Regions from separate parts of the Homo sapiens genome. Here region 1 is linked to region 2. The links are chromatin loops, found by intact Hi-C in ENCODE. Cell type or tissue: OCI-LY7. All regions are shown on one strand. Each heading gives the region's core, and the rest is flanking DNA. Links, peaks and the distances in the headings are about the cores only.

Region 1 (8,000 bases), core at 1-8,000, 490 kb before region 2:
TATTTTAGTTATTTTTAAATGAACAATTAAATTTTTTACTATCTAAATGTACATTTAAAAATAAAACAAAACCAAAATAGAAATTTCCTTTTACTCATTTCTCCTTAAAATACCGCTCTCTTTCCTCCCTTTCACATCCAATTTTCTCACTGTTCTGCTGCAATATCCCAGCACTCCCAACTTTACATGCATGGTACTCCCTGACATCTCTCCCCAAATCAGCCATTCCTATTAGTCTGAGACCTTGAGCCTTGTTATGATCTGAATGTTTGTGTCTCCCCAGAATATATTTTTTTTCTGAGACAGAGTTCGCTCTTGTTGCCCAGGTTGGAGTGCAACAGCACGACCTTGGCTCACTGTAACCTCCGCCTCCCCAGTTCAAGCGATTCCCTGCCTCAGCCTCCCGAGTAGCTGGGGTTACAGATGCCTGCCACCATACCCAGCCATTTTTTTTGTTTTTTTTTTTTTTTGTATTTTTAGTAGAGACGGGGTTTCACCATGTTGGCCAGGAGATGGGGGACTTTGGGAGTTGACTGGATCATGAGGGTGGAACCCTCATGAAGGGGATTAGTGCCCTTATAAAGGGCCTAAGGGAGTCTATTTGCCCCTCTACCATGTGAGAACAGGTACCATCCATGAGAAACAAGCTCTCACCAGACACAGAATCTGCTGGTGCCTCCACCTTGGACTTCCCAGCCTCCAGAACTGTGAGAAATAAATGTTTCTTGTTTATAAGCTACTCAGTTTATGACATTTTGCTAATGCAGCCTGGACAAACTAACGCAGGCCTTTACACTGATTTGCCTTGGCCTCAAAAGGCCTCTCTTACACACTCCTCCCTTTTCTAGTTCAGTGACTCTTAGCAGTGTTGCCCACTCAGGGAGACCTTTCTTGTAATACAAAGTACTCTATTCTCAGGTCTTCACTCATTCAACAATTATGTTTTGTGTGCCCAGTACATGCCAAGTACCAATGTAGCACTGACCTATGTTTAGGATGATAATGGTGTGGGGAAAAGTCACCACCCTCATAGAGCCTAGAATTTACAGGACAAATACTAATCAAATCACACAAATATATCATTGCAAACTGAGTTAACAACGCTAAAGGATAGGTTATGGGTGCTAAAACTAAGGGAAATGATATAGTCCAGAGGAGAGGGTTAGAGCTGAGAAAATGACTGCTATTTGACCTAGATCTGAAAGGCTGAACAGAGAGAACAGCTTGTGCAAAGGCCTTGAGGCAGCTGGGTGCATAATCTCTTGAAAGAATGTGAAAGAGGGGAGGGACTAAGTAGTTCATCTCAGTAATCCCAGTGCTTCACATAAGTACTTCACATAAACCAGGCAAATAGTAGGTGGCCAATGTATTAGTCAATAAATACATAAATAAAGGAGTCAACTAGTTAAAACATCCAAACCTATAAAGCACAATACTGACTTTAAAATAGTCTAAGCTGTCTCTAACATACAGTGTAGCAAGCCAGAAAGGGTGATAGAAGCAGGAAACCAAGGAATCTAGTGTGCACTGCTGGTATACACGAAGGATCACAGCAAACAGCAAGAAACCCCAGAAAAGGGGAAAGGCCTTATCCTTAAGAGTAAGAAGATATCAAAGATAACAGTCCACAAGGCAAATAAGCAGCTTCTGGCCTAACTTCCAGCTGCTACCACTGCAGACGATTAACCCTCTGCCATCGGAGAGGTAGCTCTCCTGAGGCAATGAGGATGTGGTGAAAAGTGTTTCAGGGGACAAGTCGAGATCAAAGCAAGCGCACATGGCCATTGATTTCACAGCCTTGCATGCTATGCCTAACACATAGTAAATGTTCAATGAATGGCTGCTGAATTGAATTCCTTTGTCCAGTGTCCACAACCTCAGTCAGCTATGCCAGGCATCTGCTCAGCTCAAAAATGTTCTGTGTTTAGTCTCACATTTAACCAAAATAGCTGCCATAAAGAGACACTCAGGAATAATGGCAACACTAGCAGAGGGAGCCAGGTGAGTTCCATCATGGGCTGCTTCTATATAATGTGATTAAATTGTACCACTTCTAAGTGTAATATAAAAACTCCCCACAGGGTATAAAGCTCCTTTCTTTGTCACACAACCCACCTACTGCCCTGCATCATATGCATGTAGAGGATCAGATTAATAAACAAATGATGCTTAATAATGTATCCACTGTGCTTTTAAAAAAATTATGCCATTCTCTTTGGAGACCAAATCTTTCATACTGAAGGTGCTTCCAAAGTATATTGAAAATTATGTGTAATTCCATACAAATGTGAATTAATATTTATGAGAGTATGCTATAATTTTTTCCAAATCCATTTTATTTTCATGTAGCATATTAATCAAGGAATTCTCACTGCACTGCAGAATAGCTACACAGAGCAAATGGACCCCATGCCGTGACATTAGCTTGTAAGAGACCTGCTGAAGTCTTAGCAGCAGTAGTACAATCATCTTAGCTCCAATTAATATTGAGATTTTCCACTCGGGGGGGGGGAAGAAGAGAGAGAGAGGATCAAAGTGTGTCTAGAGGTGGTGGCTTAAGAGGTAAGAAGAAATGAAGAGTCTATAACAACTTTTTATTATGTAACAGGTTTATATTTTCAGAGACTAGAGATTATCTTTATTTTTTTCAAAGATCTACCTTTATTTATAAATTACTATATAGATTTTTTGGTACAAATCCTGAATAAACCAGACCACTCTTTGTTCATTCCCTCTATAAACAGGTACTGACTGCTTACCATTTATAAAGTAAAATAACTATTTAATTTTTTCAGACTGTCTTGGAGAAAAATGACAAAAACTATCCATTATAAGCATTAAGAATCAAAGACAAAGACTGATCATAAACTAATCATCTTATCAACAGTCACAAGAGTTGTGTACATGACTACATGCCTGTGTAATTGTTTGTAAATATACACCCACCAATGCTTTCCTCCACCACCAACCAACCAGTAGCACTAATTTAAGAACTTCCTTAAGGAAACCTGGGCAGTCTCTAGTATTGCTATAATATGGGGAGGGAAATTATCTGGTATATAAAAAAACTTTTTGGGATCAATGAATGGCAATTTTCAAAGGCCTGTTGATTCATTCGTCTACCATGATCTAGGATAGTGGTTCACAAGAGAAACTGTCCATCAGAATTACCTGAAGAATTTTTTGAAAATAAGATGATTGTAGTCCATATTCTGCAAGGAAAGCATGAGCAAATGAAGAGTGGCAGAACACGCCACCCCAAAACATGCTATTTAGGCCTAAGGATTATTTTAAAGCTAAAGGCACTTGAAAAATAGAAACAAAAGAGATAGGAGAAAAGAAACATTATCACCAGAAACACCTGAGATGGGAAAAAACTCTCATGTGAAAGATGATCTCCCTATAGTAGGAAAGAAGAAATTTTCTCGTTTCTAGACATGGGGAGTCCAGAAAAATTTGTACCAACAGATCTTACTAACTCTTATCTTCCTTTAGCCACATCATTTATTTTAGTTACTTTTCCACAACGGCCACTCTGTTCAACCTACTAAATAAGGATTCAAGATTTGCCACTTTTTGGGTCTTCACTTTCCTGTGGGGGCTCCTATATATGTGTCAAAATCCATATGCTTTTCTTCTGTTAATCTATTTTACATCAATTTAATACTCAGCCTCAGCTAGAGACCCTAACAGGGTAAAGATAAAAAAAACTGCCTCCCTTACACAAGCACTAGGAGAGAAAGGCAGGAGGGCAGAAGGATAAGAAAGAAATCTGTTAAAAAAAAAAAAAAAAAAAAAAAAAACGCTTTAAGGCATTCATTTGACAGTCATAGAAGAAGCAGGAAAGAAGGCAAGAAAGCCAGGGAGCCACCAACAAGAGGCTGGCTGAGAGGCAAAAAGATTTAGACATATTGGCTGTCAATAGAGGGGGTAAGTGTACAAGCCATGCACAACAGATGTGAATAGGTTTGGAGAATAGTTGAAATTATGTGATTTTTAGGTCACTGGTGATGGAGGGCAGGGTCACAGTAGCACATATATGGAGAGGCTCAGAGACTGACAAAGGCAATTTCCTTCAACACCCCGCCTTCTTCAAAATAGGCGATCTTGCTCTTGACTTTCCCTTCTCCCAAATTACAATCTTCCACCAAAGGCCTCCTCGCCACTCTTGAATTTCAAAATGAGATGGTTCAGTGTTGTGCAAACTAAGGGAGAGTAACAAATAGCAGATGAAACACTATGTAAGCTGCAGGGCTCCATTTGCTGATTACAGATGAAGCCAGAGACAATAGAAAATGAGGGCACAATTTGTCTGCCTTGCATGAAGTGGGTTATAGAAAGTCTCCGCCTGATTTTTCCAAGCAAACTAACCTGAGGGCAGTCCATCACTTACAAAGTATTTGTGGTATATGTGTCTGCATGCACCCAAATGCATGTATATGTATGTGAGGGGCTTGCAATTTAAACTGAGCCTCTTCTGTTAGTTATCTGATCTTAGAGACCTTAAAGAAAATAACAAGCCAGGAGAAAAAGAAAAAAGTGCTTTGCCTGTCCCCAATGACACAATGACATAATGGCTGTGTCCTGTCATTTTGGTCTGTCAAGTCCCTTGCTGGTTTATTGTATACCATTTGTACTTGTTTTTGAATGGTTTTACAAACACTGATTCTACCAATAATGAGTCTCCAGTGATAAGAAATGAAAAATTAGAAAACTAGTAACTAGATAGATATGTTCACAACAGTCCCCAACTTTGGACTTTTGAGCAAATGGACTTTATGAACAGATTTTCAGAGCCTAAACTTTTTAGAAAGTAGAGAAGACTACTATCTGTAGGAATGTACAAGGCATCCAGGATGGCATTCAAACATTAATCCCTAAGATTCACATCTTTTAAAAACAAATATCAAAACACCTACTATGTGCATACACATTGCCATCTGTTGGAAATATCTAAGAAAGAATTCCTAAACTCAGGCTGCTTATCCAGGGAAACAGGCTAATCAGTGAACTATTATAGTAAAGTAGGTTAGAGGAGGAGCAAGTCAGGTGCTCTGTAGTGCCATCTTTCACACCACATTAAAATTGCATCACTATATTGGCATAAAGATAGAAAAACAGATCAAAGGAACAGAATAGTCCAGAAAGAGACCCACACATATATCAACAACTGATTTTCAGGCAAAAGCTATTCTACAGAGAAATAAGTTTTTTAAACAAATGGTGATAGAATAGGTAATCATATGCAAAATTTTAATCCACACTTCAATCTAAATAGAAAAAACTAACACAAACTATATTATAAACCTGAATGTAAAACCTAAAACCATAAAATTTCTAAGAGAAAACTCTTGTAATCTTGGGTTAAGCTAAGATTTCTTACTATGACACCAAAGGCATAATCCATAAAAGAATAAATTGATAAATTACACTTCAAGAATTAAAATTTTGCTCTTCAAAAGATACTGTCAAGAAAATAAAGTGACTGTTCTGTGAGTTACCAGGAGAGTAAAAGATACATAAATAGATAAGCCACAGAATGGAAAAATATTTTTTAAAATGTGTATCTGATAAGTTTTGTATACAGAATATATTAATTTAATAAATTCTTGGGCCAGGTGTGATGGCTCACACCTGTAATCCCAGCACTTTAGGAGGCCAAGGCAGGCAAATTGCCTGAGGTCGGGAGTTCGAGACCAGCCTGGTCAATACAAAAATTAGCTAGGTGTGGTGGTACGCGCCTATAGTCCCAGCTACTCAGGAGGCTGAGCAGGAGAATCGCTTTAACCCAGGAGGTGGAGGTTGCAGTGAGCCGAGATTGCACCACTGCACTCCAGCCTGGGCGACAGAGCAAGATTCCATCTTAAAAAAAAAAAAAAAAAAAATTCTCAAAACTAAAAAAGGAAACAACCCAATTTTTTAAATAAGCAAAAGATTCAGATACTTTGCTAAAGAAGATATCTGGGGCCAGGTGTGGCAGCTCATGCCTGTAATCCCAGCACTTTGGGAGGCCAGGGCAGATGGATCACAAGGCAGGAGATCGAGACCATCCTGACTAACGGGTGAAACCCTGTCTCTACTAAAAATACAAAAAAATTAGCTGGGCATGGTGGCATGCACCTGTAATCCCAGCTACTCGGAGGCTGAGGCAGGAGAATCGCTTGAACCCAGAGGGCAAAGGTTGCAGTGAGCCGAGATTGTGTCACTGCACTCCAGCCTGGATGACAGAGAGATACTCCATCTCAAAAAAAAAAAAAAAAAAAAAAAAAAAAAAAAAAAAAGATATCTGTCTGGAAAGTGAATGAATACATAAAACAATAGTTAACATCAGTAGTCATTAGGGAAATACAACTTAAAACCACAATGAGATACCACTACATACATATAAAATGGCTGAAATAAGAAAGAATGACCCTACCGAGAGTGGGCAAGGATGCAGAGGATGCTCATACATACACTACTGGTGAGAATATGAAACAGCACAACCACTTTGGAAGAAAGTTTAGTAGTTTCTTTAAAAGTTCTAAGTACACCGACCATATGATCCAACCGTTCTACTCCTAGGTATTTCCCTAAGAGAAATTAAAGTACATGTCTACATGAAGAGCTACACATGAATGCTCCTAGCAGATGTGCAATGCTTCTAAAACTGCAAACAACCCAAATGTACATCAATAGATGAATGGATAAACAAACTGTGGTTGTAACCAATCAATGGAATACTACTCAGCAATAAAAAGAAATAACCTCCTGATACAGGTGGCATGAATACGTCTCAAAATAAGTATGCCAAGTGAAAGAAATCAGACGGAAAAGATTATATTATGTATGATCCCATTTATATAAAATCCTAGGAAATATGAACTAATTGATAGCAACAGCAAGCAGGCTAGTGGCTTCCTGGGAGAGATAGGAAGAAGGGATTATAAAGGGACATAAGGAAACTTTTGGGGTGAACATGTTCGCTGTCTTGATTGTGGCAGTGGTTTCATGGGTATATACACATGTCAAAACTCATCAAATTGTATATTGTTAGTTTGTGCAGTTTACTGGAATGTAAATTATACCTCCATAAAGCTGGTTTTTAAAAACCAGGGGCCCTTGCCGTCATGCACAACTGGCATATAATTATCCCTAACAACTAGATTACATTCAGTTTTCATTAAAAGAAACTCATCTTTTAGAATCCTAAAACCAAGGGATGACCACGTCTGGGAGCACTGGCTTTAGGCCATAAAGTAGCCATGAAATTTCCACTGGAGACAACTCAGTTGTGAACACGAATGTCTTGACTGAGGAGCACTGCCTGGCCTTCACCTCATTTTCAGTGACAAGGTAGAGTTCGTATTTTTTTTTTTTTTTCATTTTTAACAGCCAGTTCTCAATTATTATTCAGAGGCTAACCTTTTGTAAAGTTTTCTTATCTTTCTATCTGGTAGCCTGATTACTGTTTGGCTACATCCCCTCCCATGAGCACGTTAGCCAATAAGCAAAGAAAGAAAATATAAATAAATTTTACTGCTCCTAAAATGTAAAAGAATTGAGGCAGTTTATTAAAACATACTTAATGTATATAATGATACACATATGGAATCTAAATAAAGATGAGAGGGACAAGGTTTAAAAAAATAGATCAGGTACAGATAAATTCAACATATAAAAGGCACCTGTCAATGCTGCAGTGCCACTGTCAAAGGTGAGAAGAGAACAAAACAAAAAGAAAACAAAACCACACACTGAGAAGCTCTCCTAAACTCAGCTGTGGGATGAGGTCACGACTATCCGTTTAAGTGAGATTTTTGCACACTCTGTGAATTGAAAACATCCCAGGAGTCTCCCATTCCCACAGATAATTGAGAGTTGGCTGCCGTTAGACCTTAACACGCTCAAAGTAGTTGAGTCCCTGGCAACCAGATGCTATTGCTTAAAACAGTTTAGGCTCTCAGCCCTGAAGGATTCCTAAAATTGGATTACAGTCCCTCCAGATAATCTGAGAAATA
Region 2 (16,128 bases), core at 3,580-11,579:
AGGACTGTGGCTTTTACTCTGAGTGAAATGGGAAGCCCATGGAAGGTTTAGAGCAGCAGAGGGATAGGATCCCATTGAATTTGTAAAAACTGAATTAAAAAAATTAAAAACACACCATGTTGGGAGGCCGAGGCGGGTGGATCATGAGGTCAAGAGGTCGAGACCATCCTGGCCAACATGGTGAAACCCTGTCTCTACTAAAAATACAAAAATTAGCCAGGCGTGGTGGCGGGCACCTATAGTCCCAGCTACTCGGGAGGCTGAGGCAGGAGAATCGCTTGAACCCGGGAGGCAGAGGTTGCAGTGAGCCGAGATCATGCTATTGCACTCCAGCCTGGCAACAGAGTGAGACTCTGTTCTCAAAAAAAAAAAAAAAAAAAATTAAAAACAGCTTTATTGAGATAAAAGTGACATAGGGTAAATGACACTTATTTATTGCTTTTTTAAGTTGTAGATCTTTTTTAAGCTGTAGATTTAATGGATATAACTTGATGTGTTTGGAGAAAAGTTTACACCTCTGAAGCCATGAAACCATCATCACAATGCTGTTCAATGTATCTATCACTTCCAGTACGTTTCCCTCACCTCCCCTTCCCTGCTCTGCCCCACTGTAGGCTATACACATTTCAAGTGTGCAATGTGGTAATTTAAAAAAAGTGTAGGCTGGTTGTGATGGCTCATGCCTGTAATCTCAGCACTTTGGGAGGCCAAGGTGGGCGGATCACTTGAGGCCAGGAGTTTAAGACCAGTCTGGGCAACATGGTGAAACCCCATCTCTACTAAAAAAATATATAAAAATTAGCTGGGCCTGGTGGCACATGGCTGTAATCCCAGCTACTTGGGAGGCTGAGGCAGGAGAATTACTTGAACCCTGGAGGTGGAGGCTGCAGGGAGCCGAGATCTCACCACTGCACTCCAGCCTGGGCGATAGAGTGAGACTCTGTCTCAAAACAAAAACAACACAAAAAATTTAATTGTGGTAAAATACACATAACATAAAATTTACCATCTTTGCCATAGTGTAGTGTGTAGTTCATTAGCATTAAGACCATTCACATTCTTGAGTAACCAATCTGCAGAACTTCATTTTGCAAAATAGAAACTCTACACTCATTAAACAATTCCCCATTGTCCCCTCCCCGAGCCCCTGGCAAACACCATGTAACTTTCTGTCTCTATGATTTTTTTTTTTTTTTTTTAGACAAAGTCTTGCTCTGTTGCCCAGGCTGGAGTGCAGTGGTGTGGTCTCAGCTCACTGCAACCTCTGCCTCCCAGGCTCAAGCAATTCTCCTTCCTCAGCCTCCTGAGTAGCTGGGATTACAGGCACGCGCCACTATGACCAGCTAGTTTTTGTATTTTTAGTAAAGATGGGGTTTCACCATGTTGCCCAGGCTGGTCTCCAACTCCTCACCTCAAGTGATCCACCCGCCTCAGCCTCCCAAAGTGCTGGGATTACAGGCGTGAGCCACCATGCTGGGCCCAATACTTGTCTTTTGATGACTGGCTTATATCACAAAACATAATGTCCTCAAAGTTCATCTATGTTGTATCACGTGACAGGATTTTCCTTCCATTATAATATATATGCCACATTTAAAAATCCATTTATCTGTCAATAGACCTTAGGTTGCTTCAGCTTTTTGGCAATTATGAATAGCGCTACTATGAATATGGGTGTATAAATATCTCTTGGAGATCCTGCTGTCAATTCTTTTGGGTATATACCCAGAAATAGAATTGCTGGATCATATGGTGACGCTATTTTAAAGTTTTTGAGGAGTGGCCATACTGTTTTCTATAGCAGCTGCACCATTTTATATTCCCACCAAGAGGTGCAAGGGTCCCAGTTTCTTCACATCTTTGCCAACACTTGTTATTTTCTTTCTTGTCTTTTCTTTCTTTCGGCTTTTTGTTTTGTTTTGTTTTGTTTTTTGCTTTTTGACACAGTCTTGCTCTGTCACCAGGCTGGAGTGCAGTGGTGCAGTCTTGGCTCACTGCAACCTGTGTCTCCCAGGTTCAAGCAATTATCCCACCTCAGCCTCCCAAGTAGCTGGGACTACAGGTGCCTGCCACCATGCCCAGCTAATTTTTGTATTTTTAGTAGAGACAGGGTTTCACCATGTTGACCAGGATGGTCTCGATCTCTTGACCTCGTGATCTGCCCACCTTGGCTTCCCAAAGTGCTGGGATTACAGGTGTGAGCCACTGCACCCGGCCTCTTTTCTTTCTTTCATAGTAACCATCCTAAGTGTGTGAGGTGGTATCTCTTTGTGGTTTCGATTTGTATTTCCCTAATGATGTCTGAAGTTGAGCATCTCTTCATATGCTTATTGGCCATTTGTGTATCTTCTTTTTAAAAATATCTATTCAAGTGCTTTGCCCATTTTTTCTTTCTTTCTTTTTTTTTTTTTTTTTTTTTTTGCCAGGATCTCACTCTGTCACCCAGGCTGGAGTGCTGGAGTGCAGTGGCACTATCTCTGCTCATTGCAACCTCCGCCTCCCGGGTTCAGGTGACCTTCCCACCTTAGCCTCCTGAGTAGCTGGGATTACAGGTGCATGCCACTATGCCTGGCTAATTTTTTGTATTTTTGGTAGAGATGGTGTTTTGTCATGTTGCCCAGGCTGGTCTTGAACTCCCGGGTTCAAATGATCTACCTGCTTTTGGTCTCCCAAAGTGCTGCGCTTACGGGCATGAGCCACTGTGGCCGGCCTTTTGTCCGTTTTTTTCATGGGATCGTTTATTATTATTATTTGTTGTTGAGATGCAGGTGTTCATTTTTATATTCTGGACATCAGTCCCTCATTAGGTATATTATTTGCAAATATTCGCTCCAATTCAGTAGGTTACCTTTTTACTCTGTTGATTGGGTCCTTTGTTGCACAGATGTTTTTAATTTTGATGTAGTCCAATTTATCTATTTTTACTTTCATTGCCTATGGTAACTTGATAAGTTTTTACACGTATACACACCTGTGAAACCATTGCCACAATCAAGATAGTAAGCTCGTCCAGCATTCCCAGAAAATGTGTCCTCATGCCTCTTTGCAATTTCTCCTTCCTCATCTTCTCCTCTCCTTCATCACTTGTCCCCAGGTAGCCACTGATCTGTTTTTTAGTCATTACAGGTTATTTTTTTTCTAGAATTTTATATAAATGGAATCATACAGCATGTACTCTTTTTTTTTTTTTTTGGTCTGATTTCTTTTTCCACAGCATAATTATTTTGAGATTCATTCATTTTGTATCAATAATTCACTCCTTTCCATTTTATCACCATACACCCATCAAAATTTGTTTATCTAATTATCTGGATATCTGGGTTGTTTGTAGTTTTGGGTTAGTAAAAACGAAGTTGCCAAAGGCCAGGCGCGGTGGCTCAAGCCTGTAATCCCAGCACTTTGGGAGGCTGAGGCGGGCGGATCACGAGGTCAGGAGATCGAGACCATCCTGCCTAACACGGTGTAACCCTGTCTCTACTAAAAATACAAAAAATTAGCTGGGCCTGGTGGCGGGCACCTGTAGTCCCAGCTACTCGGGAGGCTGAGGCAGGAGAATGGCATGAACCTGGGAGGCGGAGCTTGCAGTGAGCCCAGATAGCGCCACTGCACTCCAGCCTGGGCGTCAGAGTGAAACTCCATCTCAAAAAAAAAAAAAAAAAATGAAGTTGCTATGAACATTCAGGTACAAGTCTTTGTAAAGACATATGCTTTCTCTTCTCTGCAACAGATATGTAGGAGGGGAATGGCTGGATCTTATGGTGGGCATAGGTTTAACTTCTTAAGATATTGTCAAACTTTTTCCCAATGTGATTGCACTATTTCATATCCCCACTACCAGTATGAGAGATCTAATTCCTTCACACTCTTGCCAACATATGGTATGATCAGTTATTTTAATTTTAGTATTTCTAATAGCTGGGTGGTGGTACCTTATTGTGTGTGTGTGCGTGTGTGTGTGTTTTAGAAACAGGGTCTCACTCTGTCACCCAGGCTGGAGTGCAGTGGTATGAGCATAGCTCACAGTAACCTCAAACTCCTGGCCCAGGGGATCCTCCCGCCTCAGCCTCCTGAGTAGCTGAGACTACAGGCACACACTATCATGCCAGCTTATTATTTTATTTTCTGTACAGATGAGGTCTTACTATGTTGCCCAGGCTGGGCTTGAACTCCTGGCCTCAAGTGATCTTCTTGTCTTGGGCTTTCAAAGTGCTGGGATTATTCACGTTGAGCATCTTTTCATGTGCATATCTCTTCTTCAGTAAAGTGTCTGTTTAAAGTGTTTGCCAGTTTTTAAAATTTGGATTGCTTATCTTCTAATTATTGAATTTTGAGTGTTTTACAGTTTACTCTGGATCCAAGTCCTTTGTCAGATACCGGTTTTGCAAATATTCTCCTCTAGTCTGTGACTTGTCTTTTTATAGTTTTTAACAGCATCATTTGAAGAGCAGATTTTAATTTTGACAAAGTCTAATTTGTCAGCTTTTTTTTTTTTTTTTGAGACCGCGTCTCACTTTGTCACCCAGGCTGGAGTGCAGTGGCACCATCTCGGCTCATTGCAACCTCTGCCTCCCAGGTTCAAGTGATTCTCATGCCCCAGCCTCCCAAGTAGCTGGGACTACAGGCACATGCCACCATGCCCAGGTTAAGTTTTATTTTTAGTAGAGACAGGGTTTCACCATGTTGACAAGGCTGGTCTTGAACACCTGACCTCAAGTAATCCACCCACCTCAGCCTCCCAAAGTGCTGGGATTACAGGTGTGAGCCACCACGTCTGGCCTGTCAGTTCTTTTTATAGGTTTGTTCTTTTATGGTGTGGTCCCACTTAAGGTTTTAAGAGGATCTCTCTGGCCACTATTGAGAAGAGAGTTGGAGGTGGCTGTGGGGAGACCAGTTAAGAGGCGATAACAAGAAATCAGGCAAGCCTGGGCGCGGTGGCTCACGCCGGCAATCCCAGCACTTTGGGAGGCCGAGGCGGGCGGATCACCTGAGGTCAGGAGTTGGAGACCAACCTGGCCAACATGGTGAAACCCCATCTCTACTAAAAATACAAAAATTAGCCTGGTGTGGTGGTGCATGCCTGTAATCCCAGCTACTCAGGAGGCTGAGGCAGGAGAATCACTTGAACCCAGGGGGCGGAGGTTGCAGTGAGCCGAGATCGCACCACTGCACTCCAGCCTGGACGACAGAGTGAGACCGTGTCTTAAAAAAAAAAAAAAAGAAAGAAATCAGGCAAGGGATGATGATGGCTTGGACCAGGGTGGTTGTAGTGGAGGTGATGAGAAGACGAGGGATTTGGGGCTATGCTGAATCTAGGACCAATGGGATTTTCTGATGGATTGGATGTGAGATGTAAAACAAGGAGAGAAAGCAAAGAGACTCCAGCAGAAGGGCCGGAAGGGTGGTTTTACCCTTACATGAGACTGCAAGGCAGTGGCAGAACAGGTGAGGGCAAAGACGTGGAGCCCCATGTTTGACCTATTAGGTTTGAGATGCCTGTTGACATCCCAAGTGGAATAGGTGTTTGGACATATGAGTCTAGGCTCACTGTGATTCAGCCTCTGGTCATGCTAGGTTCTATGTTATCTTCTGGTATTCCTCTTCTGGATTTATATCCTCCGCTGAACTTGTCACTTCCTTTATTGGAGCCATATACTTACTAACTGCACACATTCTGAGTCATGTAGGCAGTTGTTCAGGACTCGAGCTCAACTTGGATCAGCTATGTTTCTGTCTCTCATCAACTCATATGCCGATTTGTCCTTCACAAGCCCGTGACAATGCAGGAGCCGTGAGTGAAGTCACTTTCCACGCATGGCTTTGGACTGGGTAGAGATTTTCAAGCCTTGCTGACTTTTGGGAAGAAAAAGCCTAAGGCTGCCTCTAGGTCCGTCTCTCATTATCCTGAAGCCTGTCCCTCTGGTGATTTGCATTTTTCTCCATTTGTAGATTTAAATGAATCTGAGGATAATGCTGTCTGCTGTCCAACTCTTCCTGCCTATTGACCAAATCACAAAAGGGAGGCATAACCACCTAGTCCTCGGTCCTGCAGGTCAAAGAAGCTACGTGGAAGGTTACCGGCTTTTTTTTTTCTTTTTTTTTTAATATTTATTTTTTTAAATTTTCTATTTCCATAGGTTATTGGGGAACAGCTGGTATTTGGTTACATAAGTCCTTTAGTAGTGATTTGGGAGATTTTGGTGCACACATCACCTGAGCAGTATACACTGAACCCAATTTGTAGTCTTTTGTCCCTCACCCCTTTCCCATCCTTTCCCCCTGAGTTCCCAAAGTCCATTGTGTCATTCTTATGCCTTTGCATCCTCATAGCTTAGCTCCCGCTTATGAGTGAGAACATACGATGTTTGGTTTTCCATTCCTGAGTTACTTCACTTAGTATAATAGTCTCCAATTCCATCCAAATTGCTGCAAATGCCATTAATTCATGCCTTTTTATGGCTGAGTAGTATTCCATCGTATATATGTACTACAGTGTCTTTATCCACTCATTGATTGATGGGCATTTGGGTTGGTTCCACGTTTTTGCAATTGCAAATTGTGCTGCTATAAACATGCATGTGCAAGTATCTTTTTTGTATAATGACTTTTTTTCCTCTGGGTAGATGCCCAGTAGTGGGATTGCTGGATCAAATGGTAGTTCTACATTTAGTTCTTTAAGGATTCTCCATACTATTTCTGGAAGGTTACTGTTCATCCAGATGAAACTTGAGTCCATTTCCCAACTATGCAGAGATTTGTTTTGTGTTTTGAGTATTGGGTTTAAGAAAAATACTTCTTTTTTTTTTTTTTTTTTTTTGAGACAGAGTCTTGCTTGAGTGCAGTGGCACAATCATAGTTCAGTGCAACCTAGAACTCCTGGGCTTAAGCAATCCTTCCATCTCAGCCTCCCCAGTAGTTGGGACTACAGGCATGCACCACCATGCCTGGCCAAGGGAAAGACTTCATCTTTAAGGAAGATCGAATAACCAGCAGGGGTATATTACTGAGGCCAATAAATGCCTCTTTGGTCCTCTGGGCAAGTGAAGCAGTGCCATCAGCTGGCTGGTCCCACACACCACATGGTGTCCCCAGGGGGGATGTATGCTGAGTTTATTATTTCAAATATCTTAGATGCAGAGTTCCCAGATGTAATATTAGGCTCCCCAGAAGGTGCCAATTCATTAGAGTAGCTTTCAGTATATTTTAATTTTGTTTCTCACCAGATCGCTACTTGTACTAAAACCAAAATAATTCCAAAAAGAAAAGTGATTTATACACCTCCCTTGTTCATGCAGTGGCGATTTTCATTGTTCCTTTCTCCTTCTATGTCTTTGTCCATTCTCATCATGTTTACATTGTTGTAAGTCATTGTGTATATGCATTTGAAGTGATACAATTTTGTATTATCATTATTCATTTTTTTTTTTTTTGAGACAGGGTCTTGCTGTGTCACCCAGGCTGCAGTGCAGTGGTGGTGTGAGCTCTGCTTACTGCAGCCTCGATCTCCTGGGCTCAATCATCCCTCCCACCAGATGGCACAACAGGCATGTGCCACCATACCCAGCTTGTCTTCATATTTTTGTAGAGATAGGGTTATACCATGTTGCCCAGGCTGGTCTCAGGTGATCTGCCTGCCTTGGTCTCTCAAAATGCTGGGATTATATGCATGAGCCACTGCGTCCAGCCTGAAGAGCTTTACTTAATCCTCATAATCACTCTTTAGATATTGTCATTAGCCCCATTTTACAGATAAGGAAAATGAGGCATATATATATATATATATATATACACACACACACACACATATATACACATATATGTATATATGTATACGTGTACATATATACATATGTATACCGACACACACAAATACATATATACACATATATGTAAATTTATTTTTCTTGTTAGAAATGACATTGCAAAAAACATCTCATGTAGTTTTATTTTTTTAATCTTTAAAAATTCCTTAGGATAAAGGGATATTATGAAATTTTAAGATGATCCCTGATGTCCAATCTCGTATGAGTCAACTCGCTTTACCACAGTGTTGTAATACTAGGTAACTCTTAAAATTCTCCTAATGTAGGGGCCTGGGCATGGTGGCTCATTGCCTGTAGTCCCAGAACTTCAAGAGGTTGAGGCGGGAGGATCACTTGAGGGGAGTGGATCACTTGAGGCGAGGAGTTTGAGACCAGCCTGGCCAGCATGGCAAGACACCGTCTCTACTAAAAATACAAAAATTTGCCGGGCGTGGTGGCACATATCGGTAATCCCAGCTACTTGGGAGGCTGAGACATGAGAATCACTGGACCCTGGGAGGCGGAGGCTGAAGTGAGCTGAGATTGCACCACTGCACTCCAGCCTGGGTGACAGAGCGAGAGACTCTGTCTCAAAAAACAACCCAACTATCTTAATGTAGTGAGTGTAAGATGCTCCCACACTGTTCTATTTCTTTGATCACAGCAAAATTGAACATTTTTTCACACACTTGTTTGCTAATAGTATCTCTTTTTTCATGAATTGTCTTCTCAAGTTCTTTGCCAGTTTACATATTGGAGACTTAATTTTTTTTTTTTTTTTTGGTATCGACATGTGTAAGTCCTTATTTTTTTTGTTCCAACATGCGTTAAGTTCTTTTTTTTTGAGATGGAGTTTCACTCTTGTTGCCTGGGCTAGAGTGCAATGGCGTGATCTTGGCTTGGCTCACTGCAATCTCTGCCTCCCGGGTTCAAGCGATTATCCTGCCTCAGCCTCCCAAGTAGCTGGGATTACAGGTGCCCTCCACAACACCGGGCTAATTTTTTTGTATTTTAAGTAGAGACGGGGTTTCACTACGTTGGCCAGGCTGGTCTCCAACTCCTGATCTCAAGTGATCCACCTGCCTCAGCCTCCCAAAATGCTGAGATTACAAGCATGAGCCACTGTGCCCAGACCAACATGCGTAAGCTGTTCACATAACACAGAACTTTTTGTTATATTTGCCGTGAACATTTGCTCCAGATAGCTTCCCTTTGATTTTAGCTTTGGAAGTTTTGTCAAGTGGTTGTTTACTTTGATAACATACAAACCATCCATCCTCTGTGATTTCTTTCAACTTAACTTGTAAAGTTACCACCCTTTGTGCTTGCGTTAGCAGCACATATACTGAAGTTGCAACAGTACAGTGGAAATTTGCATGGCCCTTGCATCAGGATGACATAGATTTATAAAGTCCATATTTTTTGTAGTATAAGAATATAGACCAGGCTTGGTGGCTCACGCTTGTAATCCCAGCACTTTAGGATGCCGAGGCTGGTGGATCACCTGAGGTCAGCAGTTTGAGACCAGCCTGGCCAACATCGTGAAACTCCGTCTCTACTAAAAATACAAAAATGAGCTGGGCGTGGTGGTGGGCGCCTGTAATCCCAGCTACTCGGGAGGCTGAGGCGAGAGAATCGCTTGAACCTGGGAGGAGGAGGTTGCAGTGAGCCAAGATCGTGCTGTTGCACTCCAGCCTGGGCAACAAGAGCGAAATTCCGTCTAAAAAAAGAAAGAAAAAAAGAATTATATCTGAGTGAAGCTGTTACAACACCCTCCTCCCCACAAAAAAACTTATCATCCCTCTGAAGATTTGAAGCAGTACAGTAAAACAAGTTTCTTTTTAGAGGTGAGAATTCTCTTTAAGCTTTTCCTATCCATATTCATGTTATCTGTGCCTATAATTTTCTTTTTGTGTGTTTTATCTTTATCAGGGTCTGAGAAGAAGTTCATGCTTGCCAAATAGACATAAAGGAACTCATCTCTTTTTGCACACATTATTATTTTTTTTTTTTTTTAGACAGGGTCTCACTCTGTTACCCAGGCTGGAGTGCAGTGGTGCAAACACAGCTCACTGCAGCCTCAACCTTTCAGGCTCAAGTGATCCTCCTATCTCAGCCTCCCAAGTATCTGAGACTACAGGCACACATACCCTATGTCCGGTTAATTTTTGTATTTTTAGTAGAGATGGGGTTTTGCCATGTTGCCCAGGCTGGTCTCAAATGCCTGAGCTCAAGCAATCCGCCTACCTGGGCCTCCCAAAGTGCTAGGATTATAGGTATGAGCCACCACACCAGGCCCACTCTGTATGCTTTATACAACATTAAAATTATCTGTTTCTTAAACATATAAAAATTGCCCTGGTGGAAATAATGGGACCAACTGCAGTTTTGGGATTGTTATTGGATGATTTTCTCAATTTTTTTCTTAGTTGTTATTCTGTTTGGATTTATACTTAGATTATTTTTAGTAATCTATATCTTTCTAGAAATTATTTCATTGAGGATTTCAGTTTATTAGTCTAGAAGAATGCATAACATTCTCTTTGGATTTTGGGGAAAATCTATTTTCTATAAATTGTCCTATCTCCTTTCTCATTTCTAATTAAAAATATTCCCTTAATTAAATTTGTCAGAGGTTTATTTTAGTCACCTTATCAAAAAAAACCAGCTTTTGAACTCATTTATCATTTTACTGCTTTATGTTGTACAAAGTATTTATTTCAGGTTTTATCTTTATTTACCACCTCTTTAAAAATTGCTTTTCTGCTTAACTTTTAAATGACAGGCTTTGTTAATATCAGTTTGGATAATCCCAGCCTGAATAAGATTCTGATGCCTGACACACTGGTGGGGGGAGAAGCTGATGGATTATCATTGTATGTTTATCAGTCAGGCACCAGTGAGGACAACAATAGGGCCCACACCAGCTAATTCAATAGAAGAAATTAAAATACAGGGAACTAGTTGTCAGATGCTGGAAGAGTTGAAAGTCAAATGAGCTAGTGAGTCATTGCAGAGATGAGCAACAGCAGCAAGCTGTGACTCCCCACCCACACACAGCTGGAGGGACAGAAGACAGAGGGAATGTCACCAGATTCCAGGAGCTGGGATATGTGCTGAGACCCAGCACAGCTCTCATGAGACACTCCAGAAGGGATAGATGGGGAAAGGGTTGGGGAAGAAAAGGGGTGGGGAGGAATAACTTTTACTACTCCTCTCCCTGCAGTCTCCTGCCAGTGCCACTCTTTGGTGGAAATTCACCAGAAGCCAGTTGATCAAGGAGCCTGAGAAACGTAATTTCCACGGGCCAGGCCCCTGTGACAGGAGCAGAACCAGGAAAAGCAGGCAGCCCATGGGCCTGAGAATAGATAATGACTAGCAGGCACTTTGCATTTAAATGCAGGTTAGGTCAGAAGGGCTTGTGATGCTCCACTGTCTTAGTCTGCTTGTGCTGCGGTAACAGATTACAACAGATTGGGTAATTTACAAAGAGCAGAAATTTATTTCTCACAGCTCTGGAGGCTGGGAAGTCCAAGATCAATGTGCTGGCATCTGGTGTGGGCTTTCTTGTTGTGTTCACACATGGCAGAAAGCAGAAGGGAAATTGAGAGTAGACCCACTCCGGCAAGCCCTTTTTACAGTGGCATTAATCCATTTACAAGGGCAGATCCCTCATGACCTAAATGCCTCCCAAAGGGCCCCACCTCCCAACACTGTTGCATTGGGGATGAAGTTTCCAACACATGAATTTTGGAGGAGACACATCCAAACCATAGAATTCACAGACGACAGAGCTAGCACCAGGATGCTGTAAACATCTTCGCTAAGTCCTGCTGGGTCCTAGCTTCTGGACTCCTTCCTTATTCTCCCTTTTCTCTTCTTCTTTGAGACTGCTAAGCTAAGCCATTTAAAAGGGGTAAGTCAGGTTTTTGTGCTGGTTCTTCCTCCAGTCAGCTCTGTTTCCTTTGGCCATCAAGGTTAAAAGCCTTGATTTTAACCTGACCCTGTGCTCAGGGATGCCCAGGTCTTTATCTCTAGTCTTGGCTTCTTTCCTTGGCTCTGGCCCTGTATTTCTAATGGCTTGCTGGATGTCAGTGATGCCTCAAAATTGCTGCAAATTGAATTTTTGATCTTCTCTTCTCCCCAATCTGTTTTGTTTCCTTCATTCTTTTCTCAGTTGATAGAAACGCCTCCATTCAGACATCAGAGCTGGCTAAGGATGGATCAAGCCTTAACCCTTCCTTCTTTCTTACATTCTGTATGGGCGTCCACAGAACTACCTAATTCTATGCCCTAAGATGTCCATGTATTTCTTCTTTTATTTCTTTAAAGACAGGGTCTTACTCTGTTGCCCAGGCTGTGCAGTGGTGCAATCATAGCTCACCACAGTCTAGAATTCCTGGGCTCAAGCAATCCTCCTACCTCAGCCTCCCCAGTAGCTGGGACTACAGGCACATACCACCATGCCTAGCTTATATATATATATATATATATTTTTTTTTTTTTTTTTTGAGACAGATTCTTGCTCTGTCACCCAGGCTGGAGTGCAGTGGTGTGATCTTGGCTCACTGCAAGCTCCACCTCCCGGGTTCACGCCATTCTCCTGCCTCAGCCTCCCGAGTAGCTGGGACTACAGGCACCCGCTACCATGCCTGGCTAATTTTTTGTATTTTTAGTGAGATGGGGTTTCACCGTGTTAGCCAGGATGTTCTCTATCTCCTGACGTCGTGATCTGCCTGCCTCGGCCTCCCAAAGTGCTGGGATTACAGGCGTAAGCCACTGCGCCTGGCCTATATATATATTTTTGAGATGGAGTCTCACTCTGTCGTCCAGGCTGGAGTGCAGTGGCATGATCTTAGCTCACTGCAATCTCTGCCTCCTGGGTTTAAGTGATTCTCCTGCCTCAGCCTCCTGAGTTGTGGGGATTACAAGTGTGCACCATCACGCCTGGCTAATTTTTGTATTTTTAGTAGAGATGGGGTTTCACCATGTTGATCAGGCTGGTCTTGAACTCCTGGCCTCAAGCGATCCACCCACCTCAGCCTCCCAAAGTGCTGGGATTACAGGCATGAGCCACTGTGCTGGCCATTAATTAATTTTTTATTATAGTCTTGCTGTGTTGCCCAGGCTGGTCTCGATATCCTGGCCTCAAGCAATCCTACCACTGTTGCCTCCCAAAGTGCTGGGATTACAGGCATGAGCCACTGTGCCTGGCCTGTTTCTTCTTATTTCTACTGCACCTGCACCAGCTCTGACCTCATTATTTCTCCTCTGGCCTCTAACAGCAACCTCCAAGCCAGTCTCCTTTCCTCCAGTCTCCCCGTCTCATTCCATTCTCCACTGACACCACAGCAATCATTTTGGAAATACAAGTTGGATCAAGTTATTTAAGGCCACAAATTCCAAAGGTCCCCCAAGTGTTCAGGATTTGCCTCAGCCTCTGCACTCTTCCCACTTCATCTTTTGTCATTTTCTACACTGCTGTCTGGTCCAATCCTGCCAGACTACGTTTGCTCCCCTGAGAAGGCCAGTTTCTTTTGTTTTCCTGAACCTAGGCACTTGCTGCTTTCTCTGGGTCCTGTGTAAGGCAGCAGTTCTCACAATGGGATCCCTGGACCAGCATCAGCAACATCATCACGTGGGAACCTGTTAGAAAGGCAAATTCTCGGGTCCTACCCAGACCTACTGAATCAGAACTTTTGGCCTGGGGCTTGGGAATCTGGGTTTTAAAAAAGCCCCCTAGAAGATTTAAATTCAAGGGAAGGTTGAGGAGTCACTATTATAAGGAAACTCCTCTTACACCTTGAATTCTGCTCAATTGCAGATGGGAGCTCTGTGTAGCCATTCCTGTTACCCCTGGATGGAGTTACTTGCCCCCTCCTGGATTTTCTCCCAGCACTTTACCAATGTCTCTACTAGAGCTGTTAAAAACCAGTTGGCAGGGCGAGGTGGCTCACGGCTGTAATCCCAACGCTGTTGGGAGGCTGAGGTGGGATTATGGCTTGAGACCAGGAGTTCAAGACCAGCCTGAACAACATGGCGAGTCCCTGTCTCTACAAAAATAAACAATAAAAATTAGCTGGACACGATGTCACGTATTTGTAGTCCCAACTACTTGGGAGGCTATGGTGGGAGGATCTCTTGAGCCCAGGAATTCCAGGCTTCAGTGAGCTATGATTGTGCCACTGCACTCCAGCCTGGGTGACAGAATGAGACCCCCATCTCTAAAAACAAAACAAACTAGTCTGTGTATTAAAATAGACTTTGAGTTCTTCAAAAGAAAAGGCTGTATCTCATTCATCTTTATTTTCTGAGTTCCTAGAAATTTCTAGGAAATGCATTTTCCTGGGAAATGCTCAGAGTTCGTACATACACACATGCACACACACACACAAACACACACAAATGCACCTGTGAATAAATACAATAAATAAAAATTCAACAAACACTACATAATGCTGACAGCCAGGTACTGTCCTGAACACTGTAAAAATTTCAAAATTCTTAATCCTGGCAGGGCACGGTGGCTCACGTCTGTCATCCCAGCACTTTGGAAGGCTGAAGCGGGCAGATCACTTGAGGCCAGGAGTTTGAGACTAGCCTGGCCAACATGATGAAATCCTGTCTCTACTACTCTACTAAAAATACAAAAAAGTTAGCCAGGCATGGCAGTGCATGCCTGTATTCCCAGCTACTCAGAAGGCTGAGGCACAAGAATTGTTGCACCCAGGAGGTGGAGGTTGCAGTGAGCCAAGATCATGCCACTGCATTCCAGCTGGGGCAACAGAGTGAGACCCTGTCTCAAAAAAGAAAAAAACAATTCTTAATCCTAATAGAAACCATAAGCATTGGGGACAACTATAATAACCACTTTCCAGATGAAGAAATTGAGGCAGAGAAAGGTTAGTGTAACTCACAGCCATGCAGAGGGTGAGTGGCAGAGCTGTGGTTTGGATTCTGACACTTTGGCCGCAGATTTGAGGCTGTCGATCCTGATTCCACATTGCCTCTCTGCAGCATGAACCATGTTAAAAGCGTGCGCAGAGGGGCTGTAGAATGGGCAAACTGTACCATTCTCCATTGCAGAAGTTCTCCGTGGCACTGTGCGTGGCTGTTTCTCCAGCTTATGTGGCCTCCAAAGCCATGGAGTGGGTTCAGGTCAGGGTGGCTGTCAACAGGCTCACGATTTCTGCTTAGCATTTGTTTTCCTATAGCTGCAGAAGCCCTGGGCTAATTTTCAGGAAGAGCTTTACTTGCTTTGAGGGCCAGCAATCTCTCTCCTCACTCCAGGAGGTCTCAGGCGCCTGCTCAAGTTGTGGTTTTCAGTCTTGAATGAGTCAGACTATCTCTTGGAAGGATTTTTGAGACCTTTAAGAAAAAAATGCATGACAGTATTCTCCCCAGGATAGCATGGGCCCTGCCCAGAGATTGCTTGGCTTACTTGGAGATTTATGTAAGTGAATTCCATGTCTGAAACATTCACCCCCCCACTTCCACTTGGTTTTCCAAAGCAGAGGATTTCTGGAGTTCTCCAAACAAAAGGCCCTGTTTTAATACCCAAGTACAGAGGGTCTCTGACTTGCAATGTCAACTTGGTGTGTCCAGAATTGGTGGGTTCTTGGTCTCACTGACTTCAAGAATAAAGCCGCGGACTCTCGCGGTGAGTGTTACAGCTCTTAAGGTGGCGCGTCTGGAGTTTGTTTCTTCTGATGTTCGGATGTGTTCGGAGTTTCTTCTGGTGGGTTCGTAGTCTCGCTGGCTCAGGAGTGAAGCTGCAGATCTTCGCGGTGAATGTTACAGCTGTTAAGGCAGCGCGTCTGGAGTTGTTCGTTCCTCCTGGTGGGCTCCTGGTGTCGCTGGCTTCAGGAGTGAAGCTGCAGACCTTGGCAGTGAGTGTTACAGCTCATAAAAGCAGTGTGGACCCAAAGACTGAGCAGTAGCAAGATTTATTGCAAAGAGCAAAAGAACAAAGTCCCCACACTGTGGAAAAGGACACCAGCAGGTTGCTACTGCTGGCTGGGGCAGCCTGCTTTTAATCTCTTATCTGGCCCCACCCACATCCTGCTGATTGGTAGAGCCGAGTGGTCTGTTTTGACAGGGCGCTGATTGGTGCCTTTACAATCCCTGAGCTAGATACAAAGGTTCTCCACGTCCCCATCAGATTAGTTAGGTACAGAGTATCCACACAAAGGTTCTCCAAGGTCCCACCAGAGCAGCTAGATAGAGTGTCGATTGGTGCACTCACAAACCCCCGAGCTAAACACAGGGTGCTGATTGGTGTGTTTACAATCCCTGAGCTAGACATAAAGGTTCTCCGAGGCCCCACCAG

The links. Peaks named below come from ENCODE experiments on the same cell type or tissue, not always from the same donor. Only the 100,000 strongest peaks of a DNase experiment are listed, where the experiment ranks them.
Region 1: a loop joins it to region 2, with 4 times the contacts of the local background. A loop is called at or near these places in 2 of 110 quality-filtered maps.

Annotation. Positions count from the first base shown.
Region 1 is chr7:69,890,056-69,898,055 of GRCh38, reverse strand. All of the region lies in intron 1 of AUTS2 (activator of transcription and developmental regulator AUTS2), which reads right to left. Among named protein-coding and RNA genes, the nearest start is that of AUTS2, 300 kb to the right of the region's middle. In OCI-LY7, for the core only: CTCF peaks have their summits at 3,945, 4,877 and 5,083; DNase peaks (open chromatin) are centred at 3,915 and 5,065; H3K4me3 peaks cover 579 bases; H3K27ac peaks cover 1,652 bases.
Region 2 is chr7:69,394,296-69,410,423 of GRCh38, reverse strand. It overlaps the pseudogene RNU6-229P. Among named protein-coding and RNA genes, the nearest start is that of CT66, 200 kb to the left of the region's middle. In OCI-LY7, for the core only: CTCF peaks have their summits at 6,878 and 7,081 (motif pointing left); a DNase peak (open chromatin) is centred at 7,043.